Linked DNA regions of Homo sapiens: all the other regions are linked to region 1. Evidence: chromatin loops called from intact Hi-C (ENCODE). Cell type or tissue: endothelial cell of umbilical vein. All regions are shown on one strand.

Evidence for each region. Peaks named below come from ENCODE experiments on the same cell type or tissue, not always from the same donor. Only the 100,000 strongest peaks of a DNase experiment are listed, where the experiment ranks them.
Region 2: it touches region 1 in a loop (11-fold over the local background); 102 of 110 quality-filtered maps call a loop at or near these places.
Region 3: it touches region 1 in a loop (5-fold over the local background); 9 of 110 quality-filtered maps call a loop at or near these places.
Region 4: a loop joins it to region 1, with 4 times the contacts of the local background. A loop is called at or near these places in 21 of 110 quality-filtered maps.
Region 5: a loop joins it to region 1, with 9 times the contacts of the local background. A loop is called at or near these places in 6 of 110 quality-filtered maps.
Region 6: a loop joins it to region 1, with 11 times the contacts of the local background. A loop is called at or near these places in 49 of 110 quality-filtered maps.
Region 7: it touches region 1 in a loop (8-fold over the local background); 29 of 110 quality-filtered maps call a loop at or near these places.

Annotation. Positions count from the first base shown.
Region 1 is chr6:57,314,260-57,318,259 of GRCh38, forward strand. It overlaps PRIM2 (DNA primase subunit 2), which reads left to right and starts at 3,371. Exons shown (of 14, transcript NM_000947.5): 1 at 3,371-3,442. RefSeq lists a silencer at 2,456-2,505. In endothelial cell of umbilical vein, a CTCF peak has its summit at 2,447; DNase peaks (open chromatin) are centred at 2,432 and 3,332; H3K4me3 peaks cover 1,524 bases; H3K27ac peaks cover 2,217 bases.
Region 2 is chr6:56,900,813-56,904,812 of GRCh38, forward strand. All of the region lies in intron 2 of DST (dystonin), which reads right to left. Among named protein-coding and RNA genes, the nearest start is that of DST, 52 kb to the right of the region's middle. In endothelial cell of umbilical vein, CTCF peaks have their summits at 2,253 (motif pointing right) and 3,922 (motif pointing right); DNase peaks (open chromatin) are centred at 2,249 and 3,929; H3K27ac peaks cover 350 bases.
Region 3 is chr6:56,706,692-56,710,691 of GRCh38, forward strand. The region is part of intron 5 of DST (dystonin); the gene reads right to left. Among named protein-coding and RNA genes, the nearest start is that of DST-AS1, 140 kb to the right of the region's middle. In endothelial cell of umbilical vein, a CTCF peak has its summit at 2,498 (motif pointing right); a DNase peak (open chromatin) is centred at 2,380; H3K27ac peaks cover 1,652 bases.
Region 4 is chr6:56,642,546-56,646,545 of GRCh38, forward strand. It overlaps DST (dystonin), which reads right to left. Exons shown (of 104, transcript NM_001374736.1): 14 at 3,542-3,637; 15 at 3,321-3,448. Among named protein-coding and RNA genes, the nearest start is that of DST-AS1, 200 kb to the right of the region's middle. In endothelial cell of umbilical vein, no CTCF peak of the experiment used is centred here; no DNase peak of the experiment used is centred here; H3K27ac peaks cover 440 bases.
Region 5 is chr6:56,850,119-56,854,118 of GRCh38, forward strand. DST (dystonin) reads right to left here. Exons shown (of 104, transcript NM_001374736.1): 4 at 1,279-1,486. All of the region lies in intron 1 of DST-AS1 (DST antisense RNA 1), which reads left to right. Among named protein-coding and RNA genes, the nearest start is that of DST-AS1, 8.1 kb to the left of the region's middle. RefSeq lists a silencer at 1,673-1,967. In endothelial cell of umbilical vein, a CTCF peak has its summit at 1,859; DNase peaks (open chromatin) are centred at 1,163 and 1,873; H3K4me3 peaks cover 1,674 bases; H3K27ac peaks cover 1,858 bases.
Region 6 is chr6:57,188,374-57,192,373 of GRCh38, forward strand. BAG2 (BAG cochaperone 2) reads left to right here. Exons shown (of 3, transcript NM_004282.4): 3 at 1-1,460. It overlaps RAB23 (RAB23, member RAS oncogene family), which reads right to left. Exons shown (of 7, transcript NM_016277.5): 7 at 1-2,227. The coding sequence ends at 2,088. Among named protein-coding and RNA genes, the nearest start is that of BAG2, 18 kb to the left of the region's middle. In endothelial cell of umbilical vein, no CTCF peak of the experiment used is centred here; no DNase peak of the experiment used is centred here.
Region 7 is chr6:57,019,549-57,023,548 of GRCh38, forward strand. The region is part of intron 6 of BEND6 (BEN domain containing 6); the gene reads left to right. Among named protein-coding and RNA genes, the nearest start is that of KIAA1586, 25 kb to the right of the region's middle. In endothelial cell of umbilical vein, a CTCF peak has its summit at 1,757 (motif pointing left); a DNase peak (open chromatin) is centred at 1,683.

The DNA.
Region 1 (4,000 bases):
ATCCCAGCACTTAGGGAGGCCGAGGCAGGTGGATCACCTGAGGTCAGGAGTCTGAGACCAGCCTGGCCAACGTGGTGAAACCCCGTCTCTACTAAAAAAGCAAAAAAATAGCTGGGCATGGTGGCAGGCGCCTGTAATCCCAGCTACTCGGGAGGCTGAGGTAGGAGAATTGCCTGAACCCAGGAGTTGGAGGTTGCAATGAGCCGAGATCATGCTACTGCACTCCAGCCTGGGCAACAGAGCGAGACTTCGTCTCAAAAAACAAAACAAAACCAAAGAAAAAACAAAAACAATTCAGTTTCATAAGTATTTATTGAGGGCCCATGGAGTGCCAGGCACTGGGGTCACAGAAATGAATGAAACAGTCATCCCTGTTTTTGAGATGCTATGGTTCAGTGGAAGTAAAACTTACATGTTTATGTATGTTTTCCTTCCCATGATTGTGAGGTCAATGTCTGTATTTACAAGAATCTTGGTTGCCAGGGCTGAGCATTGTGTCAATCAATTTTTTGTAGATGAAGTGAATACATGAAAGAGCTCACAGTGATTTACTGAACATGGCTGCTGAAATGTATAACATTATTGTGCATTATTGCTACCGTGATATGCGGATTTATATTGCAATTGCCTCTGGATTCAGAAAAACACCCTTCACAGTGAGGTAGTGACCAAAACTGTGGCATTAGGAAACAATAAAAATGCTGGAATAGCTGACCAACACAGGGTATTTTGTTCCCCGGGGCTTAAAATCAGTTTTTAATATGATGAAAAGGCAGCTATTATGTGACATAGTAAGATATTGGTATGTTAAGCATGAACATATATTTCCAGTTTTCTCTGAGCTGGTCATGAAATGACACTGGCTACTTCGTCTTTTAATTGGGCAGATATTGTAGGAAGTACTTTGGGGATCACAGAGATGAACAAAAGGGCTCATCCAAAGAAAGCTTAAAACCTAGTAGTGCTGGAATTCTTAACTAGCCACATATGGTGATCTTGAACCTCTTGAAATAGTATAGATGTGTGTGTAGGTGCATTTTTCTGAAGAGAGCTTTCATCACATTGTCCAGTGGTTCATAGACCTAATTAACATCCCTCTACTACAGAAGTTCTTAATCTTGATCTTCCAAAAGATAAAGAACTTCTGTAGTAGAGGGCTATAATTATTTAAAGAACTACACCATATGGGAGTCATGAAGAGCCTCAGGGGTTTAAATGAGGAGCAAAACAGGTGGCAACACTGAGTAGTTTCATTATAAAATCCTTGACAATTTTGCAGGAGAAAATTTCTTTGCCTCTAGTGATAAAAACATTTTTCATATTTAACAGTAGTTATTTTTTCTATGAGTTACCTCTTCTTCTTCTTGTCCTATTTTTCTGTTTGTGTCTTAGGATTTTTTTCCTAATGAGTTAACTTCTTTGTATCCTGATGGCATTAACCTTTTCGATGTTATACTTTTGGTAGACCTTTCTCTAGTTTGATGAGTGCAAAATACTTCTGTGAATTTTTTACATGCATAATTTTATACTTTTTATGGTCAAGTCTTTATATCTTTTTTCTTTGTAATTTATAATATTTAAATTTGTTTGCTATCCAGAGATAAGATATTCATGTAAATATTCTTATGGTCTGTGATGCAGGTTTTTTCAGGCAGTTTATATGCTTTCAGGTGTCTTCTTTGGACCACGTGATGTATTTGTATTACGTATTTGTATTATGTATTTAATACAGAGAGGAAGAAATGAGGTGAAGCTCTGCTGTCATATTACTGGAATTGGTGTAGTGAGATCGTTAGCACAGTGGGGCCTGGAGAGTTTCTCTGGGTTTGAACATGGCTCTGACATTTTGTGTCCTTTTGACTTCATTTAACTTCTCTGTTCTTCAGTTTCCGTATCTAGAAAATACGTTTAATATAATAACCTTTGGGAGGCCGAGGTGGGCGGATCACGAGGTCAGGAGTTCGAGACCAGCTTGCCAACATGGTGAAACCCCATCTTTACTAAAAATACAAAAATTAGCCAGGCGCCTGTAATCCCAGCTATTTGGGAGGCTGAGGCAGGAGAATCGCTTGAATCCCGGAGGCGGAGGTTGCAGTGAGCCAAGATCGCTCCACTGCACTCCAGCCTGGGCGACAGAACAAGACTCTGTCTCGGGTATTGGTGGTGGGTCGGGGGGAATAACCTATCTTATGTGGTTATGATAATAAAATGAGTTGATATGTAAACCACTTAGAACAGGTCCTGATATAAAGTCAGTGCCAGCCACAGTTTAGTCCAGGCTGGGTAGATGCTTTGAAGCTTGATATTGTTTCAATGTACTTTGCATTTCTAAAAACGTGAACATTTCAAAGCATTCATTTGATCTCCTAAGGACTACCTATACCGGAGCCTCATTCCAGCACATTTGTAAGCGAGGCACGCCTCCTAGAGGCCACGAGTGAAGTTAATTTCCAGTTCTCGAAAATCTTACAGACAGCGGAGAACTGGTGTGGTGGCTCTGACGCCCCGCTTGTGAGTCTGCAGTCGGACATCTGGAAAGTAAGCGGCACGTCCGCGTGATTTCCAGTGCTTCATCTTCTTCCACCCTACCTTCCCTCCGAGGCTGGGTTCTTCTAATTCCTGTAGATTGCAGAGCGATTCCTGCGAATGTGCCTTCTTTCATTCATTCTAGTTCATTCCACAGATAATTCAGCTGCGCGCTTCCTCTGTGCGAGGCATTGCCGGAGAGCGGGGAGCGAATTGAACGTGGAACCTGCCAGTAGGGGCTTGCCGCCCAATACGAAATTCAAAATATGTATTGTATGTAGACGGGCAAACTAACGAGGATCTTGTAACTTGTTTTCTCATCTGCCAAATGGGGGTAATACGATCTTATAGGACCTTATAGGTCGCTGAAAGATTAAACGAGCGGAAAAAAAAGAGCCCCTAATAGTGAGCTAGGTGCAAAAAAGATCCTAATGCCTTTTTTCCTCATTCCTCCCCAGATTGAAAGTGATGAGTGCCAGCCCTGAGGGTTAAAGCGCCATATTTTCCTCAATATAGGGAATATTTGTTAGTGTCCCCAGACGAAGTTACATTGGTTCAATTTTCGGCGTGTGGGAGTTTTCGCCACTAGCATTCAGCACCCCAGTTTCAACCGTTAAAGCTACCGACTCCACATACAGGAAATGCATCTTAAAATTTGGAAAAAAAATCCCCAAAACACTGACATCCAAACACTTTAAAGCTGCCAAGGTGGACGGAACACCTTGAATTCCCAGACGCGCTCCACTGAGCATGCCCAGAGCCTCAGGCCAAACCCCCTCCTACCCGCCAAGGGGAGGTGGGGCAGGGCTGGCCTTCTGTGCTAGTCACTTCCTCTTCCGGTTTCATATGAACTCTCCCGCCACCCGGGAACAGTGGCTGCCACCGTTTGTGTTTTCCCGAGTTTGAATTCTTGCAGGTAGGGGAAACTTCCGCGAATTTAGGACAGAGAGCAATCCTGTTATTAAGGCTTGCAAGTCGAGAGAAAGGAGAGATGGATCACTTTGCAGGCAGCAGTAGCAGAAGGACAGACTTGGCGGGTTGGTTGTTTGGGGCAGACACCCAGGTACCAGGGAGGAGTTGGGGAGAGATAGGTTTGCCAGTGGAGTGAGGAGGGGTGTTGGGGATGGAACTTTTGTAAGGCACTTGTGGATGCTCCCGAAAAGGAGTTCCGAAAGACAGTTGCTCTGTTTCCCAGAGTCATAACAGAGGAAGTGAGTAACTGGACCCAGTCCATCAAGTAAGACCCTCATTTAGCCAGAACCTACAGCACTTTCCTCTAAGTTCAGGATTGCAGACCACGTAAAACCTTATGTTAACTCTTGGGATCGTAAAGATCCAAGAACAGTGACACACAGGCCTATAATGAGCAGGCAACATCACCTGACTTTCATGTTGCTGAAAATTAGGATCACCACCTGCATCTGCTCTAGCGCCTCTCCCACCCCCATTACAAAATTATTATAGGTGTATTGTA
Region 2 (4,000 bases), 410 kb before region 1:
AGTATTTCAGGGCCCAGAGTTATTCTACATTAAGAAGTGTTCTTAATTGAGTAAAGCCAGTCCAAAAAAAAAAAAAAAAGGAGGGAAAAAAAGCAGGTGGGCACACTGCTTGACTGAAGCATCAGGGAGACTGTGAAGAAGGGCGTTTCCATTTTGGCCTGAAGTAGAGTGTAGGGAGCGGGACAGGATATCATTCCAGGGTAAAGTGCCACTTTACATTCCTGAGAGAGACTCTTTCTGAGGAAGGAAAGAGCAGGAATGCCAATCATCACTGCAAAACACCACAAAGTGAGGGTTCCAAACTCAAATGGAAGCAACGAGGTGGCACAAAGGGTATGGGTTTGGGCGTCAGATGGGCCCGGGTCCAAATGCTGACTTCTTAATTACAGCTACACAATGTATTAAATATTTCTGAGTCCAACTGTTCTAACCTACAAAATGTATAACATTCCACTCACAGGGCTTTTAAGTTTTAAATAACATAAATATAAGTAAAATTCCAGCTGGGCACAATGGCTCACGCCTGTAATCCCAGCACTTTGGGAGGCCAAGGCGGGTGGATCACCTGAGGTCAGGAGTTGGAGACCAGCCTGGCCAACATGGCGAAACCCTGTCTCTACTAAAAATCAAAAATTAGCTGGTCATGCTGGTGGACGCCAGTAATCCCAGCTACTTGGGAGGCTGAGGCAGGAGAACTGCTTGAACCTGGGAGGCAGAGGTTGCAGTGAGCCAAGATCATGCCACTGCACTCCAGCCCAGGTGACAGAGTGAGACTCCATCTAAAAAATAAAATAAAATAAGATAAAAAATATATATATGTGTGTGTGTGTATCTGTGTGTGTGTGTTTCTGTGTGTGTATATATATATACATGTAAAATTCTAAGCATGGTATCTGACACATAGGAAGTGCTTAATAAAATTGTCATTTTCCTCTTCTTTAGAGCAAGATGAGTATAAGGACAACTCAGACAACGGAAACATGTCAGCTAAGTCATATTATGCAACTGAGAACATGCAATTTTGGAAAATATCAATAATTACATAAAATAGTCTTGGTCCTCATGGCTTACAATTTACTGGAGAGCAGAAGGAGAAATCTAACATAGAGTTCATAAACACATGGGAATGTGTAATGAAGGGTTAAAGTGGTTAAAGTAGTAGACTCTCAGCGCTAGCAGATCTCAGAGAAGGAAATCAATGAATGAAGCTGAGTATAGTTACATTTGGCTTAGTTGAGTGGGTGGCATTTGAAGAATGAATTGAATTTATATTGAAGACAAAGGAAACAACATAAGAAATGAATGAATAATACATAGATGATAGACAGATGGGTGGAGTATTTACAACAATAAGAAACGTTATTTGATAATGTGCTGGTATGAGGGTACAAGCTAAATATGGTGGGAAACTAGTGAGAGATAAACACTAAATGATCCAAGAAGGGCTTCTTTCAGTTTGTGTGTCTTCTGAATTTTTGAAGATGTATAAAAGGCTTAAAGTCTGCAGTAAATGCATAAAAAATGAGGAGTAAGAATTTCAGAGAGATGAACAGTATGAGAAAAGGCATAATAATGATTCTGTGGGATTCTGAAAGATAAATGTGTACAGTGGGATTCTCACTGAGGGAGCCGGAAGATGGGCTACTGTCCAATTATGGAGAGCCTGTACACCAGGCTGAAGGATATGAAGAAAGAGATAATTTTTAAAAAAGGAGGGGGTTAACCCCAGAGTCAAAAGTAGCAATGAGGTCAACAGAAATCGGTAAGGAGAAAATGCAAATGGATTTGGCAAAACCGAGGTCATTGTTTGGGCTCTCCTAATCCATCCGCAAATACTTTAGTCTTGTTCCCATCCCGCCCCTGCGTGCAAGCTCAGCTGGTCCTCTTCAACCGAAAATAGTCCCAGAACATCCCCACCACTCCCACGTAACTCAGGAGGTACTACAGCAGCTGCTGGAGAAGAGGATTAAGGAGAAGAGGGAACTGGGCCAAATGCTGAACCAAATTCTAGGGCAGTTTAGACCACACACATCAAAACCAACAACCATACAGGCTGCTTTTTATGCAGCTTCCTGGACATTCCCCATCCACCCACCCGCCCCCTCCACCCTCTACACACACACATTCATTCTCTCTCTCTCTCTCTCTGTCTTTCCTTCTCAATCTCATTTTTTAACAAGCTTCTCTGATAATTTTTCTACACTTTGAAGACTAAGAATCTCTAGGAACCAGAGTTTAGTTTGACCACTAGATGGCATTATCTCCCATAGCCCTGCATTCTAATTCAGAAATTTGGTGTTCTGGTAGAATGAACAAAATATTTGATGATATAGTAGCTTCTGTAATAGTGGAGTAAGTTCAGTACATTTCTTTGGTAAGAATGTAGATTCTCTTATGAGTAATAAGCAACCAGATTTTGCTTAACTGGTATTATTACCAATAGTCCTCAGTGGACTACAAATTCTAGAAACACTTAGGGAGAAAAACTGCATAAAACTTCGCTAAAGTAACCAAATGACAGAGATTAAAACATGCTGTCACAGCCATTCTGCAAAACAATAACTCAGTGAATTCACATCCCTGTATCTACCCTAGAGAAATTCTACCAAGAGTGCCCAGTAAGATATTCAATGCAGAATTATTTATGATATAAAAAAATTTTTTTGAGACAGAATCTTGCTCTGTCACCCAGGCTGGAGTGCAGTGGTGTGATCTCAGCTCACTGCAACCTCTGCCTGCTGGGTTCAAGCGATTCTCCTGCCTCAGCCTCCTGAGTAGCTGGGATTACAGGTGTGCACCACCATGCCCGGCTAATTTTTGTATTTTTAGTACAGATGGGGTTTCACCATGTTGGCCAGGCTGGTCTCAAACTCCTGACCTCATGATCTGCCCAGCTCAGCTTCCCAAAGTGCTGGGATTACAGGTGTAAGCCATCGCATGCGGCCAAAAATTCTAAACCACTTAAATCAGTCTTTCCTAAACTTCAGGCATCTTCATTCCACCTTAACATTTTTTCTCCAGATCTGAGCACTGCCTCAGTTATTTCTTTTATACCCAAATTTACTTGTACTATTTTAAAATAACTATTTATAAGCACTGTGGTATACTACACAGACTCTGCAGCCACTATCTGGGTTCTAATACTGCCTTTGTCACTTCCTAGTTGTATGATCTTGAATAGTTACTTAATTATTTCCTCACCTATAAAATAAGGATTAAAATAGTAATTCATAGGGTTGCTGAAAAGAATAAAGTAATGGAGGTAAAGTACTTCAAAGAGTACCTAGCACGTAGTAGTACAGAAACATTCACTATAATTACTATGGATATTACTTGTGTGAATAAAATATAGTCTTGAACACAATAGTGTATTATTCATACTATCTAAAAAAGAAATCAGGTGGAAATAGGAAAATGAGTCACATTGCTGGTGTGCCTTGAAGACAGACACATGTGAGGTACCGATCATTAGGAGAGAGTTCTTTGTTACTCTCCAGTGAGTCAAACTACCTGGGTTCAAATATAATACCAGCTCTATTACTTACTAGGTGTGTGGTCTTGGCTAAATTACTTCTCTGTGCCTTGCTTCTTCTTTAATTTGTCAAATGCATATAACAATACGTCTCTCTTGTAGAGTAATGGGGTGTTTAAATGAGATAATCCACATTACGTACTCAGAACAGTACACAGCATAGAAAAAATACTTAATACATTATTATCATTATTATTACTGCTTCACTTCCTGGATCTGGCAGCAGCAATTTACACATCAGCAGCTCACAGCTATGATTACAAACACTATAAACAACGATGACCGTTCACCTTTATTTCCCTAAATAACTGTAAGGAATTACAGCTCCTTGATTTATGACACTTTCTTCTCCTAAGTAATATTAAAAAAAAGCCATGTCTTTTAACAGAGGAAATTTTAGCTTGAAACAGTAGGTGGTGCTATAAGTTCTTCCAGGTGTTAATAAGAGTTACTCTTTTTCTTTTGAGA
Region 3 (4,000 bases), 610 kb before region 1:
TCACATGCACAGTTCACAATAGGGTTCACAGCCATGTGGTGGCTCATACCTGTAATCCCCAGCACTTTGGAGGCCAAGGTGGGCGGATCACTTGAGGTCAGGAGTTCGAGACCAGCCTGGCCAACATGGCAAAACCCATCTCTACTAAAAATAACAAAAAAAAATTAGCCGGGCAATGTGGCGTATGCCTGTAATCCCAGCTACTTGGGACGCTGAGGCAGGAGAATCACTCGAACCCAAGAGGCGGAGGTTGCAGTGAGCCGAGATCATGCCACTGCACTCTAGCCTGGGCAACAGAGTGAGATTCTGTCTCAAAAAACAAACAAACAAAACAATAGGTTTCATGCTCCTATGAGAATCTAACGCCATCACTGATCTGACAGGAGGCAGAGCTCAGGTGGTAAGGCTGGCTGGCCCAATGCTCGCCTCCTACTGTGCAGGCCACTTCCTAACAGGCCATGGACCGGACCAGTACCTGTCTGTGGCCTGGGGGTTGGGGACTCTTGTATTAGAGCACTGTAAGAATTCACCCAGTCCCGTTCTAAGGCACAAGCTTGAATTTATAAGGCTAAGGCCTACTTAAAAACAAGGCAGAAAAGCTAAGCTTGTGAATGTCATGTACATTCTAAATCTATGTACTTCTCTGCGTATCTTCAATATAACCAGAAAGCAGCCAAACTCTAAAAGAGCCTGAATGGGAACACTAAAAGATTATATTTATATAAACAATATTATACAGCTCCTGATCCTCAGCCAGCTGCTTTGTCTCTCAAAATAAATGGCTTTATTGTGCAGGTCTGATATCCTCAGTACACAGAAGGACAGTAGAATCCAAGCACATGATTACTTTGGGGACTTCCAGGATTGTAATAGTGCTGAGAATTCTGTGCTCTCTGGTCCACTATGCCTACACCCTACCAGACTTACATTTCACTCTATATTCCACTTCTTGTGTCTTTCTCACTCCAGGACAGTTAAAGATGGGGTATGATTCTGAACACTTATCTCATAGTAAGGCAATTTCACAACTTGACTTGCCAGACTGAACAAAACCCTCTACATAAGGGAAACTTTCCAAAACCAGGTGTCATTTGCTACTATCGTATTTATGTGACAACAAAGGAAAATTAAAACAGACATGTTTAGAGAAGGAAAATAATAATATTAAGCCATGCAAATCTAAACTAGGAAAAGATGGCCGGGTGTGGTGGCTCACGCCTGTAATCCTAGCACTTTGGGAGGCCGAGGTGGGTGGATCATGAGGTCAGGAGTTTAAGACCAACCTGGCTAAGATGGTAAAACCCCATCTCTACTAAAAATACAAAAAGTTAGCTGGGCATGGTGGCAGTGAGCTGTGATCATGCCACTGCACTCCAGCCTGGGCAAAAGAGTGAGACTCCCTCTAAATTAGGAAAAGAGAAAACCTGTGATAAGGGAAAAGACATTTTAGTCCTGCTTCTGCCCTTGGCCTTATGAATTTGTACCAACAGCCTAAACTCTCTAGGCTTCAGGGTTTTTTTTATCTTTAAAATAAAGGTTGGAAAACAGAAAACTCCTAGTTCAACCTAGAGAACAAAAAGTCTGTAATCTTTAAATCAAATTATTATCATTTTAAAAAATCAATGACCTGTCAACTTAGAAAATGTATAAAATAAAAGCTACTCTTAAGACTTATGGCTTAATTTTTTAAGAATTTTAGAAGAAAATGCAGAAATAAACTAATTTAACTTCTATAATGCTTGAAAAAAATCCAAAGACACTGGCTATCCCCAATACTGCCTGCTTTTCCTGTCTCAGCTGACTATTCTGAGGGTCCACAGAAATACTGTATATGGAAAACATCCTACAAAATATAAGATATCATTTTCCGAAAAGCAAATGTCACTAACAATAATAAACAAAAACACACACACCATGAGTTACTACTAGATGCCTAACCTTGTGCTAAGTACTTTATAATACTGAGTCAGTTTCCTCAGCACAAATGAGTGGAATAAAAGAGGATGCTATTAAAAATTAAAAATCAACATTATGGGTAAAGGGTGGTCGGGAATGAACTGAGGGGAAAGAATTGGGGTTCCAATCTGATCGAGCAAGAAATTTAAGGGAAAGAAAAGAAGGGAAAGTAGACAGCTAAGCCTACATAGAAAAGCTTTTATTTTACCCTAGGAGTGAGTCATAGGCATTGGGCCTGGTAACTTTCCTTCACAGATGACTATACTAACCGCCAATATCCCTAACATTCCATTTTCAGTTTTTAATAAAGCATTCCTTTTTCTCTTTTTGGATATGTTCTCCCTATGGGACAAAAAACTGTCTGGATCAATAGTGCTAGAGGAAGTGACGAGCAAAGTAAAAGCACTATGAAATACTCTGGGATTAACTTACATAACTTGAATTACATAACAAGGCTGATACAGCATTTTCTGTATTTCACACAATTCTCGTAGAATTTTGCAGTACTTCAAAAAAATATGTATATAGCATTGCACCTAGAGTTTACCTCTAGGGGGCACTAATCTTTTACTTAAAAGAATATCCCAAGAAAGTAAAATAGACTAGAAAACACTCTATGGGCAACAAAAATTCTAAACAAGATGCTGGCGATGACATGGACAATATTTCAAATTTATTTTGGAGTGAGAACACATTAGCTCATGCCAGGTCTGTATTACCTAAATGGCTTAACTTATCAAAAATACTACACTGAAAATTTCCTTTTGTTAACCTATAACTGTTTGGTTTTATATAGGCTAAATCAAATTCAACTTTGAAGAAAAGAGAATCATTATATAACTGCTTGCTGAATGTTTAAACTTCCTTTTTTAAAAGTCTGACATTATAGTGGTTGATGTTAATCTAGACAAATTTCACAAAAATTTGACTTCCCATTATTTAAACTTATTACTATTGTTTAGCTGCAATTCAATTCAGGTCACAAACTATTTATTGAGCATTCATCCGTCATATGCCAGGGTATCCTTTAAGTTCTATGGGTACAAAGATGAATAATAAGAGTGCCACCTCTTGAAGCCTGTAATCTGAAATGAAAGAAATTTAGGCAAGAAATTGCAGTATAAAATAAATGCATTCAGAGAACACTCAGGAAGCTATGAGGAGCTTAACCCAGTCTGAGGTCTTCCCAGCAAAGAAGATGGGAATGTTGCAGGTGGAGGGAGGAGCAAGAACAAAGGAAAAAGGCAAGGACACACAAAACTACATATGAGTTGCAAGGAAGGAAAGCAGTGGTGAAGTCAATGAAGCATGAGGTGGAAGATGAGGCTGGAACGATGCGCCGGTGGACATAGAGGCTTTATATCCCAGGTTAAGAAGCTTGAACTTTTCCTACACAAAGAAAACTACGAATTTTAAACAGAATGAGGCCATAATATCTCTGACCAATATAAAAGCTTCCCTGTAAACTATTATCTTAAGCAAAAACAAATCAATCACAGGTAAAATCAAGAGCCCAATCTGTACACAATAATAGAGGAAAGGTCCCTCAGGAAAAAAAGGAAACTGGAAGAGTCATTCCATTAATGAACCTTGGGTAAAATGCAGGCATCCTAGTGAGCTCTGCAGTAGGGAGCAAAACATCAGCCACATAAAGGGTTCACAGTCCGCTCTTAAAGAAGTTCTATATCTAAAGGATACAGTATTCTGGAAAACAATCAGCTATCTTTAGAAAGAAACATAAATAATAAAAGAAGGCTTGTCCCAAATGAGATCGCCTCACTGGCTTATACTAACTGGGTGACGAGAAGAAGGATAGTTTGCTTTAGTGAAAATTATAAATTAAAATATTTTTCAATGCAATTTTTTTACATCAAACAAGTACGTTCATAAAAAATTAGCTGTCAGGTTCTCCTGGGAGAGTTCCTTAGACAGCCTACTTGAAAAAATAGAGGTAACATAAATATCAATATATTAACATATTAATTATTGATAAGAAAATTAATGCTTTTAAAATACACACAAAAAATGCTCAAAAACATTGTAT
Region 4 (4,000 bases), 670 kb before region 1:
GTCAAAGAGCTCACCATTCCTGAAAAGTGCTGCCCATCAAAAAGTAAAACACAATCCCACACCAATGATTCAATACCTGTGTCCATCAAAGGATTCACTGCCGAAGCTAATGCAAGAGTTGATCAGTGTTGGACCACAATGAACCAAGAGAAGATTTTCATTTGAATCAAGACTGGTTCGAGTGCTGGTAGTGTTACTAAACACAGAATCACTGCTACGGTAACTATAACTACTACTGTGCATTTTTATTCCTGAAACGATGTTCTTTCTTTCACCTTTCAAAGTAGACTAAAAGGTAGGAGGTCTGGAAAAAGCTCTACTTCTAACGGTGAAAAGTGGCAGCTGAATATTACAGCTTTTAGTGGCTCCTTAAATATGCTTCAACATGCATATGCAACACACAGCAAATAATATGCTGATAACTATTCAAAAGAATCTAGCCTAAAGCCATTCGTTTGCTAGCTGAGGTTTGCCTTTTGTAGCTTGTATTAAAACCCTACAAGTATGAACAAAGCAGGCAGATTGGGCGTCACTGGAAAGGATATGCCAAATATTTGCACTAAGAGTCATCCAATTGCAACCACCTAAAAAACAACTCAGATGCCTCACAGATGTCCAGGACAACTAGTAAAGATTATTCTGGCAATACCAATCATTAGCTAAAAGAACACAAATATCCAATCATAGTCTGACTTCTGCAAAAGACCAGGTCTGTGCTGAATAATGTAAGGAAGGCAAACAGCTAGAAATTATGAAGTACCTATAAACAAATGAATTTGATGAGAAGCAAAGTACGCTTCCATTTTAACCACCATGTCATTTGTTTATTAGGTTAAATTAATGGAAAAAGTATCCATTTACCTTTCTTTATATGACACGCTCCCAGTAATGTTACTTCTAAACCTACTATAAAGTGCCAAGTAGAATACTGATGCAATGCTTACAAATTTAATTTGTCTGTGCTTGTTTTTCCATTCTATAGGATATTACATGGCATAAGAACACTGGCTCTTTCCCATTTGTTTTTCATACACTTCCATGCCACATAGCTATTACTCGCAATACATAGACAATGCCAAAAAATTCGCATGAAGAAACATGAAGGCATTTATCCAACCAGCCTCCTAAATATTTTCCTACCTCCAATAATACTGTTACTTCTCCACTCTAAGAATAGATATTTTTCTTTTCAGGGGTCAAGAAAGGGGAAATTTGAGAGTGCCACACCAATTGCTTCTTGGCCTTTTGGCTAAGATCAAGTGTGAGAGTGCCACATCAAATATAGTGAGTGAACAGAATAGCTCAAAACAATAACAGTGGCACCTGGCATTTATTAAGTAATTATTATGTGCAAGAAATTAATCATTTTAGATACATAACTCATCTCATACTCATAACCACCCAATGTAGTAGGCACTATTACATCCTGTTTACAAATGAAGAAACTGAGGCTTAGACGGTTAAAGAACTTGTCTAACATCATACAACTTTGCAGGCTGAGCTAATAATCTAATTTAAAATTGAGTGGCTTCTAGGCCCTGAACTCTCAACCACTCTCTGCTTTCTTTTATGAACATATCTTAAAATTCAGCTACTGTTCTGATGACTAAAAATCTACTCTGTATCCTCTGGAATACTTTTCCATTATTTCAAATGATTAACATAGTATCTCATTTCAATCACTCAAATTACCTTTTCCGTAAAAGCTGCATCCTGTATATTTATGGCTTGTTTTGGTTTTAATAATCCAGTTATGTACACATATTATTATACTTTAACATAAATGTAATCAGTAATTTAATAAAGGACTGACAGGTTAGACATGCTCTCATATATTTATTTTATGCATTATTTCACAACGTTGAATCCTGAAGTCAATGTGTAAGGCACAGAGAACATGACAATACTGAGCACCTCTAATGTTGTGTCAGGCGCTGTGTAAAGCACTGGCAACGCAAGGGACAGAAAAAAAACAAGGGTTTCTCTCCACATTCTTGGAGCTCATATCTGTGGAATAGGCAAGACTTAAGCAATCACCGAAATAAATATAAAAATACAACCAAGATAAGCACTATGAAGGAACAATACATGGAAACATGAGAGTTCTAAGCAAGATATCTGAACTAGCCTAGGGAACCATGGAAAGTTTCTCGAGAAAATAATGTTGGAGCTGAGATCTGAGAATGTTTAGGTGTAAGGCAGCCAGTGTGGCTACTGTGCAGAGAGCAAGGGGGCTGGAGAGGTGTGTCTGGCCACACAGGCCTTACCCTGTAATATGGTTTGCCTGTGTCCCCACCCAAATCTCATCTTGAATTGTAATAATCCTCATGTGTCAAGTGTGGGGCCAGGTGGAGATAACTGAATCACGGGGGCGATTTCCCCCATACTGTTCTCATGGTAATGAATAAGTCTCAAGAGATCTGACGGTTTTGTAAATGGGAGTTCCCCTGCACAAGCTCTTGCCTGCTGACATGTAAGATGTGACTTTGCTCCTCATTCGCCTTCCACCATGATTGTGAGGCCTCTCCAGTCATATGTAACTGTGAGTCAATTAAACCTCTTTCCTTTATAAATTACCCAGTCTCAGATATGTCTTTATTAGCAGCGTGAGAATGGACTAATACACCCTGCAAGGTCTAGGTCCTATAGACTTCATGGCTAATGAGGAACACAGATCACAATTCCCAGGTACCAGGTTAAGACTGTAAGGGAGACAAATTCATCCAACAAGCATTTCCTGAAGACTAAATGGTACCTTCCTGGGCAACTGGATGTAGTGAGAGACAAAATGACAGAGAACTAGTGATGATTTCATGGAGTAAATCCACTTGTAGAAGCGTGGCAGAAAGGGAACCTGAACTAACATTTACTGAGTGTGTTCTAGACGCCATCCAACACCCTTTAAATGAAGGCAAGCTAGATTTTGGTTTCCAATGCCCCTTGGAAAGAGAACTATAGCAAAAAAATGTAATAAGAAATAAAATCAGCTGTTGTCCTATAAGCTTTTAGATCCAGGCCCTGGTGACTTAAGGTCAATATGAGAAATTACAAGTAATTTTGACTGGTTTTAAAACTGTAAAGCCTTATTAGATGAGACTTCACATACCAATCCAGCCTAGCCGGTCATTTATATACATTACTTCACTGATTGCCTCCTTAAAATCTCTTAGAAGAGTTTCTAGGTAAGAAAATGGAGGATCAAAAGGATTAAGAGACTTATCCAAGGCCAAGTAAACAGAGGTTTAACTTAAGTTCTTTCACAAGAACACAAAGGCCCCCTCCCCACTTGATATTCATGGCAGAAAACACCTCTGGCCTACCTTTCTACTTCTGGACGAAGGGCCTTCTCTCTCTCTAGCATGGCAATAATGAGTTTCCCCCACTCTTTTTCTATGTCATTTGGATGATAACCTTGAAGGAGCTTGATGCGTCCAAATTCTATCCAAATCTTGAGAAAACAAAAAACTTTAATGTGAAGCAAAAATGAAAACAAAACAAAACAAAGACTATGCTTGACAATACAAAGCAAATTTGAGCTTACCTCTAATAATTTATATAGACGTTTAATTTTTGATTTTTCTGTCTCCTTTGGTGGAATTTCTGTTTCTTTAAACTGTAAATACTGATTATAAAGTGCCTAAAATAAAAAGGACAAGAAATTAAGGACCAAACTTAAAAGATCTGTTTTCATGATCTCACTAAGCCACCACTTCAAGTGTTATGTACTGTATCATATGCAGTCAGTGGAATTCCTTTGTTAAACCGACACTCAAAGACAATACCAATTTCCAGCCAGCTGGTGACGTGGGTTATCTAAAATTTGATGAGGGTGTAATTATTGATGTGAGCCATGATTTAGTGCCACAGGGGGATCTGGATAATAATAAACCATTCAGTGTTTACTAGTGCTCTACTAAAAATCTCTCATCCTCCAAACAAGAAAACATACCCTTTAAAAGATGCACTTCCCAAATGCTGCACTTTAGCTTTCAGTCTTTGG
Region 5 (4,000 bases), 460 kb before region 1:
ATCCTCCCTCCACCTCCCCTTTCTCACTCCACCCCTTGCTCTTCAAAGGCCTGGGTGAGACCAGCCAGCATCTCACAGCGGAAGCCAGAAGAAGCTCAAGGCTGTTGCCCCAGAAACCCTGACTAGAGAATGGCTGGCTAGGCACTGTTTGTTTTTCCCGTAATCAGAAAATCCCACTGGGGGGACAAAAAGGGGGTTCTCAGCTGCCTTGATGGCCGGAATCTGGGCTGGTCCCCTCCAGCCCCCTTGGAGGAAGAGAAAGTACCAACTTTGCAATACAGTATAGGAGGCAAAAAAAAAAAAAAAAAACAACTGTGGAAAGGGACCCCCAGAGTTAAGAGTGGAAGAGAGGGAAGGAAAGGAAGCCTGAACCACTGGATGCAGAAACAAACTTAAAGAACACCTGGCCTTCTGCCTTTGCAAGAAAGTCCCCAAGGACACATTCCATCCTGCCCTGTTACCATTTCCAAGAAAGAAAGAAAAAAAAAATATTGAGGGAAGAAAGGAACAACACCCCTGGAAGCACCTCTCATGCACAGGACACATACACACAAACCACGCAGGGGTTGGAAGGTTGATTTCCACAGTGTTCTCAGCTTTCAGCTGGGTAAAACAAGCCATCACTTCTGGTTCAGCTTTTAGGGCCAATGCAAGGGAACACCGGGTAACACAGAACAGAAACATTGGCACATCTCATGTATTAATTAATCAGGAAGGCGTGATGGCCAAACCCTCAAAAGCACTAAGGACAGAAAGCTGCTATGGATACAATGATGCAGACAGAGATGCTACATTTAAAGAAAAACAACATCCAAGTTGCTGGAATATGCTTTGCAATCCTGGGTACCAAAAACCATGGATCTTCTCAATCTGCGTAGCTCAGTGCCCCTGGGCAAAAATGAAAATAAAGGCTGCTCACTTCCAGCTTCCCGCAAATATACTAGCAATCACTGGAGCTAATACTTTCAGAATGTTATGGTAACTAATGCAGTAATTAGGAAAGTTTAGTGCAAATGTCTGTAAATATTTCCTTGCATTTCAAAGGAATCGATTCGTCCAACCAGAAGGCAGGGCCAAACAGCTTAGTCACCAGCAGGCAGGGCAAATGGCTCTATCGGTAAAACAAGGCATAAAGTAAACATGGTCATCATCCTCCCCCACCTTGAGCACAGATTCCTGCCCAGTGCATCAGCTCCCGCTATGGCCCCCCAGGAGGTAGATGGGCGAATTTCCGCAACTCTCTTCCCCCACTCCATCCCCTTCCCCAGATGCTCTTACCTGCTATCCGAAGCACTGCCCTCTCGGCAGGGTCCAGCACTGAGCCCCCTTGAATCTTTCTTTTCGATCTCTCATGTTTAGGCAAATTCCAGGGTAAGGTGTCTCCCGGAGCTGGGGATGCGGAGCCAGATTTCTGGCTGAAATCATCCTCATCGGAAAAATCCGCAGAGGAAGACATAGAGCAGCGATAGGACGCGTTCCCGGAACTCTACAGAGAATGACACAGAAAAAGCATTAACAGCAAAATACTCACATATGCTCAATGATTTAAACATCTCCCCCACCAACCACCGCCGCCCTCCCTGCCCCCAAACTGGGTCTGGCATATCCTGCACCATCCTCGGAGCTGAGGGAATATGCAGAAACCAAAAAAATAAAACCCGGAGCTCACCATCTTTTCTTGGCCAAGTCTCCAATCGTAAAAACAATACACAGGCAGTTTCAATACATGAAGATTTGCACGGAAGAAGTGTGTGGCCTGTGGTCCGGCCACCAGCTCACAAATGACTGGCCCAACAATGAAGCCAGAATCAACAGCCTTCCTGTTACAAACCTATAGTATTTGGCTCCCCCACCAGGACAGTAGAAATATTTTCCATTACTAGCCTGCTGCTTAATTCATCAATGCAACTAACTCGAAGTTTCGAAAACAAAGCACAAATGCAGGATGTTGAGTCCCAACTCCTTTCCGCTTCAAGTCACCTCACCACTGGAGACTCCGTTCTGACCAGTTTTAAGCCCCTGTCCTCTTTATTTAATTTTCTTCATGAGACTGAAGCAGGTTCCCAGAAAAGAGCAAGGAGGGAGGAAGGGCTGATTCTGAGAAGAGCCTTTTCTTAAGACTGGGAGAACACAAAAGACTGTTTTCAGAAGCCTATGGCAGCACCAATAAACAAACATCTGAACTCGGTTTAGAGTTCTCAAGATAATTTAAACTTCCAGCAAAGTAACAGCTGCCAATAATGTAAATGAGAATGATGCTGCGCAGTGACAGGAAACAGAGCTCTTCTCAGCTCCTGGTCATTACACAGTGAAATGAGAAACAGGATGCTTTTGCCAAAGCACTTTGCCTGAAGGTTAGTCCTCCCTTCATCTAGCTGGAGCAAATCTGTAGGGTCATGTCTTGCATAAAAGTGTTAATATCTTCCATAGAGGGAAAAGGCACAAGATGTTATTCCTTCCTTCTTTGTTGGGTTGTGTTTGTGATTATTTACAGAGCCACTGGCTTACTAAGGAAACAAGGATGTTGACTATCTCTGCTGCAAAATTATAAACATAACGACATATCAAAAGGAAGTCTTGACTTTCCTACTGAGAATTCTACTTCGCTGAGACTCATGGTAAAGATGCAAAACTGGTATAACTCGAATTCCTGAAATGTAACTTGCAGCCATGGATTCCTAAGAAGCAAGTTACAGGCAGAAATCAGTGAGGCATGCTCCAATTTGAGCAAAAACACTGGGCTTCCCACAAAAGCAGTGGCAACTGCAGCACAAACAGGCTGTGTGAGCCACATCCCAAAACACTCACCCTAGGTACGTGAAATAAACTCTAATTGCATCAGGACTACCAACCTTACCTCAATCTGTTTAGGCCTGTGGCTATGCATGGTCAACACCATTATTTTATTTTATTTATTTTTCTTTTTTGTGGGCACATAGTAGGTGTAAACCCCATTATTTTAGAAGTTCACGTAATATTTCCCACAAAGTGAGGTATGTAAGACGTAGCTCTCTATTCTTTCCCCCCAAAAAAGCTGTCTTCCATTTTATTTTACATAAAATTTCATCATCTTGGCTAATTTATTTATTTACAGTCTGTATATTTTTCTAATGACAATAAGGCATTAGGCAAACTTGAGGCAAAAAGTAAATAAAATTGATTTTCTGTATTGTAGCTACAATCCATAGGGAGTTGTGAGTGGCATTAGGTCAGTCACAGCATGCTATTATCAACCCAGTTTATTTTCCATGCTTTTCTGAAAATCCATCTTGAGCTTTCTGAGATTTTGTTTTTGGCTGGCTCTGCATAAAAGGGTGACATTCTTAAAGACTTTTAAGAGGGTATTGGGTTTCTTTGGCTGCTTTCTATCTTCCTAAAAATGGCTTCCTATCTGTCCTTATTTAAGGTCATCCTTTATCTGTGAGATTATATTTCTTGTTACCTGTACTATTTTAGTGAGGATAGTAATTTGATTATTTATCTTTACAGACAGACTTGGAGAATAACTGTTAAAGAACTGCTCCTTTCCAAAAACCACTGGTTATTGATTTTTGTAGAGTAAATTTTTTTAATGGCCTGAGTCTCAGCTGATTGAACAACGAAATGTGATTTATGCCACGACATAAACACCATTAATCACTCATAGCCAGATGGGAACAGTTACCACCCATGGACCCATGGGTGTTGACTGGTGCAGCCTCTAATCTGGTAGTGTCATTGGTAAACAGATAAGAGAGAAAAAGAGGAAAAGACAATCAACAACACTTCTTTCAACAATATATCATAGGAAAATATGGACCCCACACACACACACAAACTGAGGGAAATCATACATATTTATATGTGGCAAAGTCTCTCCCAGGCTACATGATCCAAGTGTTTTAACAATTAAAGTATCGGATTTTTTCCCACAAAAATTTTCATGAATACTTTTTAAAAATATAAGGTAAACTATATAAAAGTAGGCCCATTTGAACCCTGAAAATTGGAAACAGATTTA
Region 6 (4,000 bases), 130 kb before region 1:
AAACTAGGTACATAAAATTATATTACAGGAACTGTAACTATCCTCAGAGATTACTTTTTTTAAATATAGAAAGGTAACACGCTTTTAGCCACACAGCTAACATGAAAAAGAACTAACTAGAACACATATAACAAGTGATTTTTCTGCCAATAAAGACAAAAGACTATTTGTTGCAAAGTATTATTTTGTGCAAAAATTAAAGAGGAGAGTAGAGAGTAGAAAATTGAAGAGAGTAGAAAAGATGACTCATTAGCAGTATCCACTGTTTGTTAGGAACTGAATTTTGCCCCCAAAACCTATGTCACTATCAGCAATGGGAGTGGTGACAACTGGTGACATAAAAATAAGCATTTTACATTACTGTGAAATAGATAATGCCAGATCATTTCAATATAATGAAAAGCAAAAATTTACTTTTTAATTTTTTTTATTTTTCCATCTAAAATGGCAAAGAGAACATTTACTTTTGATCACTTAACAAGGACACACCCAGGAAATTTGATTTTCTCAACATTAGGAGGATGAGGGGAGTACAGATGGAAAAACAAAAGATAAAACACAAAAGGAGTACATAAAACATTGTTTAGTACAAATAATGAAAAATGACTTCATGACATTTTCCAATAAAAGTTATTTTTACAGATTTTGCAATGCTGTAAAAACCAGGTATATTGAAAGGGGTTATTTATAGGTTAAAAATAAAGCCATTGATGAGTGATAATCAGTTTTAACAGAGTTCACGCAATTATCTTAGCTGGAAAGCTACTGTCCCAAGTGACAAAATTTATGTCCTGACACATGATTACATATTAAATCATTTTGTAAAAGAAATGATTCTGTATGTGGGACTGACAGCTCTTGAGAAAGTGCTATACAAACAAGGTTATAGAAATGTTGAAGTGATTGATAATCTTAAAATACCATACAAAAATGTGTAAACAAAAGGATGGTTTAGAGTTGCAGGGCATTATAAAATATGTAATTTTAGTTAAGACTAATAATAATATTTTTGTGCACTTTAAAAATGGTTAGTGTAATCTTGTAAGTTCAAAGCTGGGTTCTCAGTGAGCAGCAAAAGGTGTTAGATGCATCACCACACTTCACAGGACCTCCTGAATGACTGCAGATGTGCTGTGTACCTTCTTAAGGGGCTTTGGCTGACCTTATGAGAGCAGGAGCTCACCATGCTTATGGGTGACTATATCAAAAAGATCTGCAATAAGGCTCACCTGGGAGATGCTCTAGCATTCAAATTCCTATACTCCTCTTTTATCTACGCTGTCAGATGAAAACTGCTTACTGCTTTTAAAAGATATAATAAACAATATAAATTCTGATAGTAAAGCACTATAAAAATTAGGTATGATATTTTTGGCACAAAGCACTTTTTAAACCCAAGCTCATTTTGCAAAATATATGTCTAGAGTTTATCATTTGAAAATAAAAACATATACACAATATGTAAATGGTTTTATAAGTGAATTAATTAGAATGTACATTTTCTTAAATACTGCACATACCTTCAGCTTACTCCAGTACCAGACATCTGCATGCACACCCCACATTCTACATTACACAGATATTGCACAAGTTTCAATGCCAAAATACTAATGCAGTCTGGCAAGATTTAGGGTTTACCTTTCAGTATTATTTTGTGAAAGTATTCAGATTCAATACTATTTCGCAGAAAAGCTACATGACCAATTTCAGGAAAAGAATGCTTGCTATCTTTCCTTGATCCACAGTATTAAAATCTGTAACAATATATTTAGGCATTTCATTTATGTTTTCCAGCATTTAAAATTCCGCAAAACCTGTGTTTGAAATTTCTTATAGCATTCCTTTACAAACAGGAGAAGCTTCGTCTAATGTAAAAAAAATTAAAGGAGTCCACAGGGCAATAATTTTTCCACCAGAGGTCTCACTCTACATTCTGAAAAGCACTGCAGAGCAATATTTAAGTCTGTCACTTTCAGAGAGCCATTAGGAGCAAAGTCTGCTGAAAACCTTGTAACATACCATGACAGCTGGATGGGTTTCTTAATGCATTGCACAATGTAATTCAATTGTTTTCCTCCCAAAACATCTTAGGGTATGCTACAGCTGCTAAAAGGATTTCTGTTTTTCTTGGTCCTTTGTTTGTTGGGTCTAAGATTGATGACATCTCCACCATTGAGGGTACCTGAATTCTGACCGGAGTGACTTCCACCAGATGTATTAAAGACACCTGTATAAATTGAGGGAAAAGAGTGATTGCCACTGACACGCCTGAGTTACCTGTTGCATCCAGCTTGTTAGTAAAATCAGTAATATTTTCAAGTATTTACAGTTTCTCTAAAATTGTAGTAAAATCCAACAAAATTTAGCATCTTAACCATTTTTAGGCATACGGTTCAGTGGTATTAAATACATTTGTAATGTTGTGGAACAATCACCCCCGTCCATCTCCATAACTCTTTTCATCTTTAAAACTGAAACTCATACCCATTAAACAGTAACTAACTCCCCATTCCCCCTCCCTGCAGACCTTAGCAACCACCATTCTATCTTCTGTCTCTTATGATTTTAACTACTCTACCTTATATAAATGGAATAATAGTGTCTTTTTGGGACTGACTTATTTCATTTAGCATAATGTCTTCAAGGTTCATCCAACGTAGAACACTGAAGCATTTCCTTCCTTTTTAAGGGTGAATAATATTCCATTGTATGTATATACCACATTTTGCTTATCCTTTCATACATCAATGGACACAGATTTATGATTTTAAAGCTCTTGTTTTAGTTTTACTTTTAGTAGCTAATACGCATGGTACAAAGTTCCAAGGCTGTAAAAGAGGTCACATTAGGGCTCTTTTTTACCCAGATTTTCACCCCTTGCCAGTTTTCCCACCCCTAAGGTACGCATGTTATTACTTTTCCTACTTATCCTTCCAGATATAGTTTATGCATATATAAGCTAAAATGCATATATATTCTCTTTTCTACCTAAGTTGTGGCATATTCTACACAATGTTCTGCATCTTTTGACTTAACAATTTATCTTTGACGTTTGGAATCAGCAAATACGATAATTTTTATTTATTTATTTTTTGAAGACGGAGTCTCGCTCTGTCGCCAGGCTGGAGTGCAGTTGTGTGATTTTGGCTCACCGCAACTTCCGCCTCTTGGAGTCAATTGATTCTCCTGCCTCAGCCTCCCGAGTAGCTGGGACTACAGCCGCCTGCCGCCACGCCCGGCTAATTTTTCATATTTTAGTAGAGACGGGCTTTCACCGTGTTACCCAGGCTGGTCTCAAAGTCCTAAGCTCAGGCAATCCACCTGCCTGGGATTAGAGGTGTGCTAGGATTACAGGCATGAGCCACCACACCTGGCAACTACGATAATTTTAATAACTTACTAACTTCACATCATATCACTTCCTCAAGAATACCTTTTAGTTAACAACAGTAACAACAGTATTTCTGAGTTGTGTGTGTGTGTGTGTTTTAAGAGATAGGGTCTTGCTCTGTCACCAGGCTGGAGTGCAGTGGTGCAATCATAGCTCATTGCAGCCTTTAACTCCTGGGCTCCAGCAGTCCTGCCTCAGCCTCCTGAGTAACTGGGACTACAGGCACAGGAATGCCATCAGCTAATTTTTCTTTTTTTTTTTAAGAGACAGGATATTGCTATGTTGTCTAAGTTGGTCTCAAACTGTCGGCCTCAAGCAATCCTCCTGCTTCAACCTCCCAAATAGCTGGGATTATAGGCACAAGCAACCACACCCAGCTATTTGTGAGATTCTGTGTTAATACTAGTAAGATACGTTTTTCCTACTTATACTAAACCAGTAAAAAAGTGGCCCACAGATAAAAGTGATGAGTAGCTAAAAGATAAAGAACTTTATAGTTTCCATTTTGAACTGTGCTATTCACAAAATGTAATCTCCAATTTATGATATAGCATCCATGACACACAAAATTCTGGGCCAGAGATACTGTCAGGGATACAAAGGTGACTA
Region 7 (4,000 bases), 290 kb before region 1:
GAGATGTGGAGCTGAATGTAATGCAGTAATCCCCTGCCCCAAACGCCCTACATGTTACTGACTACCACTCCCATCCTCCCCCAAGAGTCCCTTATCTATTTTGCTACACAACTAAGACCAGCTCTGCCGAGAGTCAACAATGTCTGTCTTCCTGAAACAAAAACATAAACAAATCAAAAAACTATTACTTGTAACAACTGCAGTGAAATTCTTTCCCTTGGCTCACACATACTGTTAGACTGACTTTAAAAGTTAGAGAACATGGCTGGGCATGGTGGCTCACGCCTGTAGTCCCAATGGTTTGGGAGGCTGAGACAGACAGATACTTGAGCCCAGGAGTTCGAGACCAGCCTGGCCAACATGGCAAGACCCCATCTTTATAAAATACGGAAGAAAAAAAATTAGCCCAGCGTGGTAGTGCACACCTGTAGTCCCAGTAACCCAGGAGCCTGAGGTGGGAGGATAGCGAGGTGGAGGCTACAGTGAGCTGTGATGTTGCCAGTGCACTCCAGCCTGGGGGACAGAGTGAGACCTTGTTTCCAAAAAAAGAAGTTATAAAAGATAAGGTTACCTGTATCTTTTTTCTCCAAGTGATTATAAATTTCAGTAGATTGTGACCTCACAACTTTTCAATTATTAGATAATTGCTTAAATATGCCCTTAGTACTTCCTATTTTGACATGAGGTTACCCACCCAGTTACCTTGATGTATAATGACCAAGTTCTCTATTTTTTTTTTTTTTTTTGAAACAGTGTTCTCACTTTGTTGCCCAGGCTGGTTTTGAACTCATGAGCTCAAGCAATCCTTCCACCTTGAACTCCTCAAATGTCAGAAAGCACTCCACCCAGTAACTAAGTTCCTTGTCTTTTCTTTTTTATTTTTCATTTTTGAAACGGAGTCTTGCTTTGTAGCCCAGGCTGTAGTTCAGTGGCGCGATCTCTGCTCACTACAACCTCCACCTCCTGGGTTCAAGCAATCCTCCCGCCTCAGCCTCCCGAGCAGCTGGGACTACAGGCCCGCGCCACCACACACAGCTAATTTGTGTATTTTTAGTAGAGACGGGGGTTTCACCATGTTGGCCAGGCTGGTCTCGAACTCCTGACTTCAAGTGATCTGCCCACCTCGGCCTCCCAAAGTGCTGGGATTACAGGCGTGAGCCACCGTGACCGGCAATTTCCTTTTCTAAATGGTATGTTACCAGACCTCCAAGTCAAGTGGCTATCTTTTGGGGCACACTGTTATATTTCAGAGGTCTGTAAAGCATTTTGATATCCTAAACTCTTGTTTTTTTTTTTTTTTTTTTTTAATATTTCTGACTTCCAAGGATAGGCACAAAACTCATCTCTGACTATATCAGCCAGCAGAATGTTAAAGAAGTGAAAGTTAAGAGATTTTTATATCAGTTTTGCTTGTACTTAACAATAGAAGTGTTATTAAATCTGCTAGCTATGGCATTAATTAAAATTGAAACAAGGAACAGACATTTTGCTATGAACTTTGTGCCTTTTGAACCTGAGCCTGACTTAATAGTGCCAAGTTGTTTAGACTGGAAATGCATGTATTTTGAATCAGTAATGGAGATTAGCTAGAATGGAATTTTTTAAATTTGCAAATATCTTTCATTTTAAGTATGGTTGAATTCAAATTATTGCAAAAAGGACTGAGGAAAATATGCTGGAAAAGACAGGGTCAGGTAAGACCTAATTTGGACATGCTTGATAAATTAATCAGATATAGCACCATCTAGTGGAATACTGTTATATTTTTCTGTTCTCAGTCATTTAACTCACAGGAGCCTATGGCCCTGCCCTGCCACCAAAAATATTCTTTGAAAAACTTACTTTTCTAGCATGGTCCCTGTGGTAGACCGTGCCCTCCACTCAGTCCTGAGCTCAGGTTGTCACTGGTGGCTTAGATTTAAAAGGGTAACAATTTCCCAGCTATGGCTCAGGTCTGTGAGGGTAAGGCCTAAATTCCTCCCTTTTTTTAATATATTCTTTCTTATTCCTGTGGCTGCCCTAAAGTTGCCTGTAGCTCTCACATGCAAGAGCTTGATTTTTTTCCAGCCTGTCTCCATTTTTTACTTCTTTCTTGCAGGCATTGAAGAAAAATGTATTTATAAGATTTACAGAATATTAGGCTATCACCTCTATAACATCCAACTAAGTGACCAAACTGCCTTCTCCTGAAATTTCCAAAGCGGCCTCAGGGTATATAATCTCTGGCGTAATGTTACATAACATATATTATAACTTATAGGTGATCTAATACAGTGGTGCTAAAATGGTGGGGGGCGGCGGAGAGGGAGGTGTGATTTAGCCACCTTCCTCCAACGCAGGGTATTTAGGAATGCCTGGAGATATTTTTGATTGTCAAAACTGGTGGTACTTCTGGCATCCGGTGGTCAGAGGCCAGGGATGCTGCTAAACATCGTTGTTGAATTTGGTTTGCTAGTATTTTGTTGAAGATTTTTGTATCTGGCTCATCAGTGATGCTGGCCTGTAGTTTTGTTTTTTTGTTGTGCCCTTCTCTGGTTTTGGTGTCATGGAAATACTACTTTGTAGAATGAGTTTGGAAGTATTCCCTCCTCTTCAATTTTTCTTTTTTTCTTTTTCTTTTTTTTTTTTTTTTTTGAAGAATTAGAGCAGAACTGGTATTACTGTCTCTTCAAATGTTTGTAGATTCAGGGGTAAAGCCATCAGGTACTGGGCTTTTCTTTGATGGAAGACTTTTTATTATAATTTTGATCTTGTTACTCCCTATTGATTTGTTGAAGTTTTCTATTTCTTCATGGTTCAATCTTGCTAGGTTGTATGTGTCCAGGAATTTAACCATTTCTTCTAGGTTTTCCAATTTGTTGGCAAAGAGTTTTTCATAATACTCTCTAATGAGTCTTTGTATTTGTGTGGTCTCGGTTATTATGTATCCTTTTCCATGTCTCATTTTATTTATTTGGCCTTCTCTTTGTTATTTCTTAGTCTGGCTAATGGTTTGCTGATTTTCTTTGTCTTCTAAAAACACCAGTTTTTTCTTTCATTGATCTGGTTTTTTAAATCTCCTTTTTTGTTTGTTTGTTTTTTGTTTTTTGGCTCTGATCTTTATTATCTCTTTCCTTCTACTAGGTTTAGGCTCCGTTTGTTCCTGCTTTTCTAGTTCTTTGAGGTACACCATTAGGTTGTTTATTTGAAGTCTTTCTACTTTTTTGATATAGGTGTTTATTGCTACAAACTTCCATCTCAGTACTGCTTCTGCTGTATAGTATAGATTTGGGAATGTTGTATCTCCATTTACATTTGTTTCAAGAAATTTTATACTTTTTTTCTTAATTACTTCATTGGTCATTCACGAGCTTGTTATTTAATTTCCATGTGTTTGTGCATTTTCTGAGACCCTCAGGTTATCAGTTTCTAGTGTCATTCCATGGTGGTCATAAAAAATACTTGATATGATTTCTACTGTTTTGAATTTATTGAGACTTGTTTTGTGGCCTAGATATAGCCTATTCTGGAGAACGTGCCATGTGTTAATGAAAACAATGTGTATTTTATAACAGTTGGGTGAAATATTCTGTGAATATCAGTTTGGCCTATGTGATCTATGGTGTACTTTAACTCCAGTGTTTCCTTGTCAATTTTCTGTCTGGAGGATCTGTCCATTATTGAGAGTGAGGTGTTGAAGTTCCTCAGTATTATTATATTGCAATCTGTCTCTCCCTTTAGATCTATTAATGTTTGCTTTATATACTTGGGAGCTCTTGTGTTGTGTGCATAGACATTTTAAACTATTATAGCCTCTTGCTGAAATGACTTCCTTATTATTATAAGTGACCTCCTGTGTCTCTTTTTACAGTCTTTGACTTGTACCTGTTTTACCTGATATAACTACTTCTGCTCTTTTTTGGTTCCCAGTTGCATCACGTATCTATTTCTACACCTTCACTTTCAATCGATGTGTGTCTTTATAGGTGAAGTGGCTTTCTCATAGGCAACATGGTAGTTG